Regions from separate parts of the Mus musculus genome. Here region 2 is linked to region 1. Evidence: chromatin loops called from intact Hi-C (ENCODE). Cell type or tissue: left cerebral cortex. All regions are shown on one strand. Each heading gives the region's core, and the rest is flanking DNA. Links, peaks and the distances in the headings are about the cores only.

Region 1 (5,385 bases), core at 334-5,333:
ATGCTCTTGCCCTTGTCAGTCGACATTTGGTTATCTCTGGTGTTAGCTGTTCTTGCTGTCTCTGAGTGTAGCTTGTCCCTCCTGTAAGCCCATGTGTCAGCACTCCTGAGAGACCAGTTCTCTCTGGGAGGAATTTGGATATGGGGAGCTATGGCACAGGGTCAGCTCTGGGTATAGATGGAAACTGGAAGGATCCTGTTCCTGGCTGCTCCTCAGTTCCTGTGTTCTAGGGACTCTGGGTGGGTCCCTCAGAGCAGAAGTGGTGGTCCTATCTGTGCTCACAGGTGTGTCAACACTCCTGGGAGACAAGCCCTGGCAGGACCTGGGTATGGAGAGCTGTGGCACAAGGTCAGCTCTGGGTACAGATGGAAACTGCACCCCCAATATTCTGCCCAGCACAGGATTGCCCTGTCTCTGAGAAACAACAGGATGTCCAAGATGAAGAATAGGACATTTTCTGGAATGGACTAACTCTAAAGGCATTTACGGCCTGTGCTGTCCCTGGAGACCATTTTGGTATCCATGGTTTGCTGTCTTGGGCTGTGTTGAAGCCCTGAGTTCATGAGGATGTCCATGGTCCTACAGTATCCAGGAGTAGTGTTGATGTTCCTGGCCAGAGTTAATGATGAAGACCATACAGATGTCATTGGCCTGTGCTGCTGAGGATGGTCCATGATTTGTGTGGGCACAGAGGGCTATGTTTATGTCCACAGTCTGTATTATCATTGGGAACCTTTCTGAGGTCTGTGCTGATGCAGGAGTTCATGTGGATGTCCATGGTCTATGCTCTTGCAGAAATTGTAAGTCCATGACCCATGTCCCTACTAATGATGAAGGGCAAGAAAGCTATCCATGGTGTTGATGAGCTAGACTCACAGCTAAAAAGGGACATAGAAGGCTTCTCTCTCTCTCTCTCTCTCTCTCTCTCTCTCTCTCTCTCTCTCTCTCTCTCTCTGTGTGTGTGTGTGTGTGTGTGTGTGTGTGTGTGTGTGTGTGTATCCCACCCAAAAGTTACAGTCTAGATATAAAGACATTAAAGAGTTCTCTCTAAAATGTGATAAGAATGATGAAGAGTCACTCCCCACAGTTCTGGAGAGGAGGGGAAGGGTAAAGGACTCAGTTTTACATAAGGGTCTAGCCAATGGGAGTTTGACCATGCTCCAAGAAGTATATGGGTAACACAAATTGGACTTGTTTGTTGTTGTTGTTGTTTTGTTGGTTTTTTTTTTGTATGGGGGAGGGGGTCATTGAGAGGTGGGGAAGAGAATAGACCTGGATGGACCGGGAAGTGAGTGTGCTCAAGGTTATTAATTTGAAATTCCCAAATAATAGATAAAATATTATGAAAAAAATCTTAAAATAGTTTTGGAGAAAACATAACTTAACATAGTCAAAAATATGTATGATAACCTCACAGCCAACATCATCCTAAATGGAGAAAATCTTAAAGAAATGGCATAACAGTTAAGAACAAGGCATGATTGACTGCTATCCCTACTCATTTTCAATGCAGTCTATGAAACACTGTTCAGATTATTAAGACAAGAGAAGATTAACAACATAGAAATAGGGAAAGAAGTCAAAGCATCCCTACTCAACAGATGATATGATATTATACAAACAAACAAACAAACAACAACAACAACAAAACCCTCCAAGGTCAAGAGATCTGCCCTAAACCTTGAAACATACACATTCAAACAAGCAACACTAAATATACTCGGTAGGATTGCATTAAAGAATTAATTAAAGAAAAGAATTTTGAGAGACAATGAGGGGCTATGAGAAGAGTTAGAGGTGGGATAGGGAAGAGGAGAAATAATGAAACTATGGTATTCATGGGTAAAATTCTCAAAAAAATAAAGTAAAATAGAACTTAACAATAAAAGGAAAACACTAGCACATGGGGTCCTGGGAACACAGCAGCTCATGCTCAGACCTTACTGCTTAGATGGTGCTTTCTGTACTTCAAGGATCTGTGGGCAAATTTCCAGGTCAAAGACTCCTGTTGCTTCCTGTTCCCCTTTTTTGAGATTAGTCAACAAGGCCCTGAGAAGATCCACAGAGAATTACATTTGTTAGGAGTTTTGCTGACTTACTGAATGATTTAATTTCTTTATTGAAACAACTACTTATATTCAGCACATTTGTGCTGCCTACATGTCATCCTATATGAAAAACGCCCACACAAAACAGTTTGGTGTGAATTTTGGTCCATAGTCACTTATACCTGAAGTCTTGTTGCTCTGGGATCATGTGGATCTTGAAGATGATGTGTCTCTAGGTGAAAGATATTTTTACTGTCAGGTCCTCCTGTTCTGTGTACTTCTGCTCCATTTGTATGCCGGTTCCTGTCCCTTTCCAAGCTTTGCTAAAGACTCTCATCCCTATTCCATCCCTCCCATCTGAGATTCATCTTTTCTCTCTTCCCACCTCATTCTAGCTACACAGAATAATTAATTTGACACAAAAGGAATCTCATTCCATGCATTTTGAGATAAATATATGAAAATATTCTATCATACATGGTATTATGCTGAAGTAGGGATATGCCAGATCTCAAAGCCAAACAGGGCCCTTCAGGCATATGCACTCATTGCTTCCATTGATCAGATTTAAACAGATGATTTTCAGGATGTCTAGCTGAGAAAGAGACAGACTATATATTTTTCAAAAAGACTTCCTTCTCAGAAATATCTCCATGTGGGAAAAACAGACCTTGTACTCATGGTCCTGTTGGGATGAGAGTATAAACAATGAGTCATGGTGGTGCAGTACCACAGAGCTGTAGGGAGTGGGATATGTTGACAGTGCAGGAGTTTGCCAGTTTCTTAAGAGATGTTATTCTATGTACATTTGAGGAATGGAAATTTGAAATCTAGATATGCTTAATGTTTTTTTTTTTTTACTCTGCTATTTTCAATGAACCCAATACTTCAGAACATCAAAATAAGTTCATCTGTAAATTCATCTCTCCACCATGTTTATGAAAATTTTATCCTTATGAGATGGAAAGCAGGAGGAGATATGAAACAACAAAACACAATGTTCATAAAGCAGAAGAAAAGTGATTTTTATAAGAAAATATTTCCATTTTATATTTTCCAGGGTCAAGTTAAACAATAGTGAATTAACATTTTTTAAATTATGCACAGGGCCACTTGCCAGTGTTTTGTTAATTATGCAAATGTAGAGTGCTGCTCTACTTCTTACTTCAGATCTATCAGTGTGCATCTGCTCAGCAAATATTTCAGGAAGTAACCCCTTGCCACAGTCAGAAAAATCCTCTATAACTACTGAATTCCTGAAAATCGACGTCAGCATTCACCAAAGGAATAGGGAGAGTGATAGATTTCTGATGTTGGTCACATGAGTCTATGTCTCAAGGGTAGGGAGGAAATAGAAAGAAATTTATTTTATTGAGTAGCTACTAAAGAAGTAATTTTCATTAAATATCGAATCTAATTTTCACTATTAGCTATCTTTGAGGTATCTGCTAAGATGTTTATAGTTTTTTGTTTTTTGTTTTTTTTTTAAGGAAAAGAATGGAGCTGGAGAGTTGGCTCAGCAGATAAGAATGTGTACTGCTCTTGTCGATCTGGTTTGATCCTCAGACCCACACTGGATAAGTCACAACTGCCTGTAACTCCTGCTTCGGGAGATCTGATGGCTTTCACTGGAATATGGGCACCTCCATTCACACTCGTGCATGAACTCATGCATGCTAACAGCAAGTAAAACATTAAACCACTGAGAAGTAAGCATGGAACACGATAGCAGAAGTTCTGAGTGTCTCAGCAACCCTCTCAGACAGGCCATAGAAAATGATCTTTTAAAATAACCCCCAAGTTAATCAGCAAGACAAAGGGGTAAGGTATGACCAGGGGCCTTATTACACACAACAGTGCCAAGGCTGACAATCATTGGGTAATAGCAGACAACTAGGATATGATGCAAGCCATCAAGTAAGAAGCCTAGCAGAGAAATCAGAAAGAGATGATGATGCAGGAGAGCCTAGGTTGAAGCGCTGTCATCTCTGCAGGTGGCAGAATGATAAGGATTGGGGTGACCTTGTAAGAAACAATTCTTAGGCTACATTCTGTGGCTGGGAGAGACCTCATAGATTCCATTCCTCTGTTGCTTAACAACAGAACTAAAGGTCAGGCAAACACAATCGTAATGTTGAGATCAGGAGAACCAGGAGCTAGAATGTCTATGCTATCTATAATGTCTACTTTTCACTGAAAAGATGAATACAAAAAAAAAATCTAGCAAGTGTCACATATGTGTGTATGTATCTTCTTTTCACACACACACAGATGCACACACATATATACATACATACATACACATATACATACATAAGAAGTTAAATCAAATGGTTTGTGTGTTACATTTAATATATGAAAATACCAAAGTAGCCATGATAACCATACTCAAAGAACTAAAGGAAACTACGCTAAGAGAACAAAGGACAGATTTGTCTGATTATACTTTAATGAAATGTCAACATATAAATGTCAACCCATAAAGAAATAGAAATAATTTCCCAATAGAAAATGGTAGAATGTAGTGGTAATAGTTAAAATAATCGTAAAAGTAATCTTAGTAAAGAGTCACACAGCAGCTCCGTTGTAGAGCAGAGTTGGCAGCAAAAGACATTAGAGTGCCTCAAATCAGATCAACAGAATGGCTCAATCGGAGGAACACAGAGGATGAAGAGCCTAAAAAAATGGGTATCTCCTATGGGAATTATGATCACTATAGCATATACTAACACAGCAGGTGCTACTAGGATAGGAGAGAGTAAAAATGAAACTAAAACTTAAAAGACTGAAACTGCCCAAAATCCATTTAAAAAAGAGTTCATCTGCACACTCACAAAGTTAAAGAAGCCACAAACAGACACAACAAAGGGCTTCACATCTATGCACACCATATGTAAACCTATGAAGACAAAAATAAGTGTTATGCCCAGTTGGTGAGATCTCTGTGAGATCACCAGAGACCACAACTCTAATTGATGCAAGCATACAAGAGTCTTTTTATTTGAGTTTGGACTCAGGCCACAACCCTCCTTGTGCAACAGGGTTGGAATGCAATGCTCAGGTCTAGGAACTTAGGACTTATATAGGGAAAAATGCACACGCTAGGGCTTTCAAGCCTTGGAGTTACATGACTGGGTAAAGGGGTAAAGGAACCTTAACCTTCAAACTGATAACGTTTGTTCAGACAAAAAGGAGAGACCATACATCTGGAAAAGGGCATCTTTGACCTGGGAAGGAATAACTCATCCTATTATTGGGACCAGTCCTTTCCGGTTGTTGCAAGCTAACCACAGCTGTTATGTCTATTTTTGATTGCTGGAAATACTTGGTCATCTCT
Region 2 (5,385 bases), core at 156-5,155, 98 kb before region 1:
AAAGACAGACAAAGGCAGACATACAGAGAGGGAGAGAGAAATTCTTTTCACCCACAAAAGTCAACAAAAAAATATTCTGACATGCAGAACAAAGAGGCTTGTCGAACAATGATTTTTCTTACCTATGATCCCAAGTACTTGTAAGCATCTATCTATAAAATGTCCAAAGCAACATATGTTAAAGATATATGTAAGCTGCTGTTTTGTGGGTAGGGTAGGAGCTGTGGGCCTAGGTCTAAACCTAGATAATGAGAGATAGACAAGCTAGCAATTTTACATGAATTCTGTCAGCCAGACAACAGTGATGGACGCAAAACTTGCTCTCTTCTCCACCAAAAATGTGGAGATGAAAGAGAAGCAGCCAGTGGCAGAAGCCCATCTCCTTTTACACAAAACAGGTGGTGTTCTAGTTCAGATGCCATATTTGCTATTTAGGGTTCTTGTGATCTCTGTGAGGATGGATAAGCTATAGAGTGCGTAGGAGAAGCTACACAAAGCATCCACACTGCTCCAAGCCTGCAGGCTTATTGCGACCTCACACTCCACACGCTGAGATTGGTTATCTTGTCAAGCTTGCTACAGCATCCCTGTGAAATTTGGGTTACCACATTTAGCTGTAGGATTACAGCACTCAATACCGCAGATAGGAGATAATGCCTCCAGCGTGTGGGGCTGGGGCCATATAAGCCTCACAGTCTAATTTTGGTAGCTTTGGGGGTAGAGGAGATGCAGGTGAGGCAGGACGTGGAAGGAGTGATGCGCGTGGGCTGTTGTGGCATACCCTCTCCCACAGTCTGGCCCTTCTGCCTATACAGACAGAAGAAAACGACGTTTTAAAATTTGATTCTGTGCCCCCATCCCTTTTGAAGCTGACAACCATAAAACTGAATATACCTTTCTGAATAGAATTCTAACACATAGAAAGTACCCCACTCTGCATGCTTTTTTACTTTTCAATGTACCCTTGGAGACTGAAATAATAATTTGATATTCTCTGTCTGCTGGTGCTAGATGGGCTTTTCCTTTAATGATGCAATGCTTCCAGTGGCCAGAAAGTCTCAGGACATTGACAGAAGAATCTGTTGGAGCTTTGCTCCTTCACATTGGTTTGCTGGTGAGCACCATCTCTGACTGTTTCCATTCAACAAGCTCTCTGACACTACAAGAAGCTCTCTCTTCATCTGGTAGAATAACAGTGAACTTGGGTCTGCTTCCTGCCCACCTTTCTTGCTATCTCTGGAACTGCCTTCAGATTTAGACAGTTTGAATATTACCAGCTCCTAGGAACCATTTGACAGGAATGCTAAGGTTCTCAGAAAAGAGTTAGTTGTCAAAGGCTTTCTCTAGTCACATGACTGGGTTGATAAGTTTAAATGTAGCCAAGTGTTTCTCAAGTGTATTTGGAATATTTTAGGATATTCAATCTCTCTCTGTCTCTCTGTCTCTCTCTCTCTCTCTGTCTCTGTCTCTCTCTCTGTCTCTGTCTCTCTGTCTCTGTCTCTCTGTCTCTCTGTCTCTCTGCCTCTCTCTGTCTCTCTCTCTTTCTCTGTCTCCCTGTCTTTGTCTCTCTCTTTCTCTCTCTCTGTCTCTCTGTGTGTGTGTGTGTGTGTGTGTGTGTGTGTATGTCCTCTTTTTCTCACAGTTTGAGAATTGGTCTTGGAAAAACTCTCTACAGATTTTTTTTGGTTTTGTTTTGTTTTCGTTGTTGTTGTTTTTGTTTGTTTGTTTGTTTGTTTGTTTTTTGATACAGGGTTTCTCTGTGTAGCCCTGGCTGGCCTGAAACTCACTCTCTAGACCAGGCTGGCCTCGAACTCAGAAATCCACCTGCCTCTGCCTCCCAAGATTCTACAGCTTACATTGCTAACTACAAAAATCAGCATAGAGAGTTTTTCCAAGACCAGTTCTGCAGTTATCTGTGATCAGCAGTATCGGGGATCACCTCGGATCCAGAGCATCTATCTAGTCAAGGCATGGGCAATTGGTTTACTTTGTATGCTGACTCCTCCTGCAGGGTTAGTCTGAAAGTAACTTCCGTCCTGCAAAGCCCCTGGGTAAGCTGGATGTGAATGGTGCATAAGAAACAAGCCTTGTGGAAGGAATCCCAGAAAAGTGGCGGAAGTTCTGATGGATTAGTTCACTGGATTCACTGACACATGATGCTTGCAAAGGAACTGGAGGCCAGATAAGTGTGGCAAGACTGACTTGAAGACAAGAAAACAGGTTATTTAAGGTTTGGGACCATGACTTGTTTGACAGTCTTCACAAATTACAACATCTCAGGCAGAGTTTTGTTCTATTTGAAAATCATTATGGACTACAAATGTGATCAGGAAGGTATGCTAACCCAGTATATCATTTATCCTTCTCATTCAGCTTCATAAAAGAAACTCCCAGGTTCTTGTAATGCCAGGACATGGGAAGGGGTAGGTTTGCTGCTGCTGGCTCTATGTAATCCATCACTTGAAGAAGCCTAAAATTCACCTCCTCAATGATGTCAACTATATTCAAAGGCAAGCACTACAATATTTAGGACATGGAAGACAGGCTGCGGCTTTTCTCTAGAAGGTGATGTGTTTTCTAAAGGTAGACTTTGACATTTTTCTGGCTCACTATTTTTTTTTCTTTTTCTTGTTAAAATTATTCTTTATGAGAAAAAATATATTCACACACATGCTACAAATAGAAGCCAACACACCAAAGTAAGTAACTATTGCTAAAAGCTGGCTAATTGAAATGTAATTCACTCATGCAAAACACACACACACAGAGAGAGGGAGAGAGAGAGAGAGAGAGAGAATATGAATTTTGGCCTTGCAGCCCTTTCTGAAGTCATATGAATGTCTCAGTGTTTGCACTTGAAAAACTGGAAGAAAAATCAATTGCATGAAAACACGAAATCGGTGAGTTTGTTTTCTTCTGTAGCTGTTTTCTGATGGGGAATGATCACATGTGTGGATGCTTACCTAACAAGGCCTTCCATGTGTGGGCAGAGCGTGGTATTTGGGAAAGATATTGGGAACTTAATTCTCTGAATGTTATAGCTGATGTAAATTGAGGCCATTCTATTTCAAGAGATTCTTGCTTTCAAAGTCACCCTGCATTTCTCAAGCTAATTTGGTCGGAAAAGAAACCGGTTAGGTGAAAACCCCAAATGTTTCCAAGCCTTAGGCTGCAGGTGTCTGAGATAAAAGTGAAAGTCCATATGTTAGGAGAAAAAAAGAAGGTGGGGAAGGGGAAGAGAAGGGATGAAAATAAAAGGGAATAAAGGGCAGGGGGCTGAAAGAAGGAAGACGGGGAGGGGGAGGACCGAAGAGAAGGAAGTTGTTCAGGGGCTCATTTACCCTCTGAATTGATGCACACGAAGCCCAGATCTTATCAGATAACACACACATTTAGAAACGAAATCTGCGCATGTCTGAGCTCCTGCAGCCCATTCTGCTTAGCTAAAGCAACATCTTTTTTTTTCCTCCAAAAAATCTGTTTCCTTCTTACATAGTCCAAATGTTAGAATGTGGTTTGAGTTCTTTTTTGAACATTAATTTAAACAGTATGGGAATAGATCAGCCCTTATAAGTCTAAATAAAACTTCCTTCGACATCCATAATATGCTGTTCTTACTTGGAGGCTAATGAAGTTGGAAAGAAGAAGTGGGAAAGAGTTAAATACAGAAAACAGTAAGCTTCGTGGAAGGTTTTTTTTTTCTTATAAAAATTTAATTGCTGTTCTCCTACCCAACCTATTTAAGCAGAAATTCACAACACAGCTTTAAACTGGTTTTCATTCCGGCTCCCCAAATGTTCGGATATGTTGACCTGAACAGAAAAACGCAAAAAACTCAGTGCCACTCACTGCAAAGCTGAGAGAATCAGTGTGGATGGGGAAGAGGAACAGACAGCCAGATTGTCTGGAATTAGAGACAAGCCATATTTGACATTCAGACGCTGTGCCTTTTGATGGCTTTCAATCACATTCAACTCCTACTGCCATAATAATAAGTAAATTGTGTCACACACAATCACAACACACATTTTCAAAAAGAGCATGAGGGAATGTGCTCAGCACTGTCAGTGTGGAGGCATTGTCGTCTCTGTGTACAGAGAGAATTTGTGTGGGCCCCTTAAGGTCAGCCTAAGAAATCACCTCAATTTTTGTAGCTTTGTGAGCTATAATTAGATCATTCTACCTGATTATAGAAGGATCAATCAAGCCTTTCTTGGCTCCATTGTAAGGTGGAAGTCTAGCACATAGCTAAACTACTGGACCTGCAGAGATCATAGGGTCCTAGACAATTCTGTAACATCCTGTCTCCACTGTTTTGGGGGACCCTGGGACCAGAACGATGGATTTCCTTTCCAAGTTCAGTGCTTTGTTTCAACTAGAAACAAAATGCCATCCTCTAAAACCATTCTTGGTATCAGAGTGGCTTCATTGTCATTGGGGGTATTAGCAATGTGTGTATGTGTTTCTTATAGGTAATCACTTTGCAAAGCAGCATTTCATTATTCTAATAGTTTCGTAAAATTCCTAATATCCGTGGACAAAAGCATCAAGTGTTTCCATGTAACAGGACATTGACTGTCAGCACAAGGCTCCTCCCCTGTCCCACTTCCTCCTGTTCTCTGTTGGACTAGGAGCCTAGTTATTCAGCTCTGAAGTGTTCTGGAAGTTTGTTTCCTCCTACTCCCATTTTGGATTCCCAACCCTCTTACAAAATTACTGTCTATGGACACTGGACTTTATTTTGATAGCTCTTACCCCAGCACACATACCTTTACTACCTGTCATTCAAGTAATGGAACAGAGTCTACTGAAAAGTTTCACCAGGGCCAACTGGGAACCACTTTGGGTGGGGTGGTACCTAATGGTTTTATGAAAAGAATTTGAGGAATCCTAGACAGCACTTGGGGAGTCAGCAAGGAATTAAAAATGAACAGCAGCCACAGTTCTTAATCAGGAGCTCTTTCTATGAGGAAAAAAGGGGGAAAATTAAAAAAAAATGTTCCTGCATTACCTACAGTGTTGTTAATGTAACTTTCTATTTACATAATATGCAAAAGGGCTGTCTGCAAACTGCAGTAATCTATATGGAATGAGGACAAAAGATACTGATTTCTCTAAAATGTTCTTGTTAAGGAATAATCAAGAAGTTAGAACCTCTAATCTTGCAGTCAAAGCAGAAGTTTGGGGGATTTTTTTCTTTTTTTTTTTCTTTTGCTCATGTATATATATTCACATGCACAGACGAGTACAGACAGATTTACAGATATCAAATATATCGTCTTTAGCATTCAAGAACAAAATTAAACTTCAAAGAAAAAGTCGAAGTTTCTAGTGAAGGGTACATCTCCTCACTTTTGATTTAGCCTTAAGCACTTCAGGGAGTTT

The links. Peaks named below come from ENCODE experiments on the same cell type or tissue, not always from the same donor. Only the 100,000 strongest peaks of a DNase experiment are listed, where the experiment ranks them.
Region 2: a loop joins it to region 1, with 2.3 times the contacts of the local background. A loop is called at or near these places in 2 of 42 quality-filtered maps.

What each region holds. Positions count from the first base shown.
Region 1 is chr17:52,248,862-52,254,246 of GRCm38, reverse strand. No RefSeq gene overlaps it. Among named protein-coding and RNA genes, the nearest start is that of Gm41600, 53 kb to the left of the region's middle. In left cerebral cortex, for the core only: no CTCF peak of the experiment used is centred there; DNase peaks (open chromatin) are centred at 2,345 and 2,747; H3K27ac peaks cover 309 bases.
Region 2 is chr17:52,346,687-52,352,071 of GRCm38, reverse strand. No RefSeq gene overlaps it. Among named protein-coding and RNA genes, the nearest start is that of Gm41600, 45 kb to the right of the region's middle. In left cerebral cortex, for the core only: no CTCF peak of the experiment used is centred there; DNase peaks (open chromatin) are centred at 2,473, 3,090, 3,382, 3,846 and 3 more places; H3K27ac peaks cover 3,180 bases.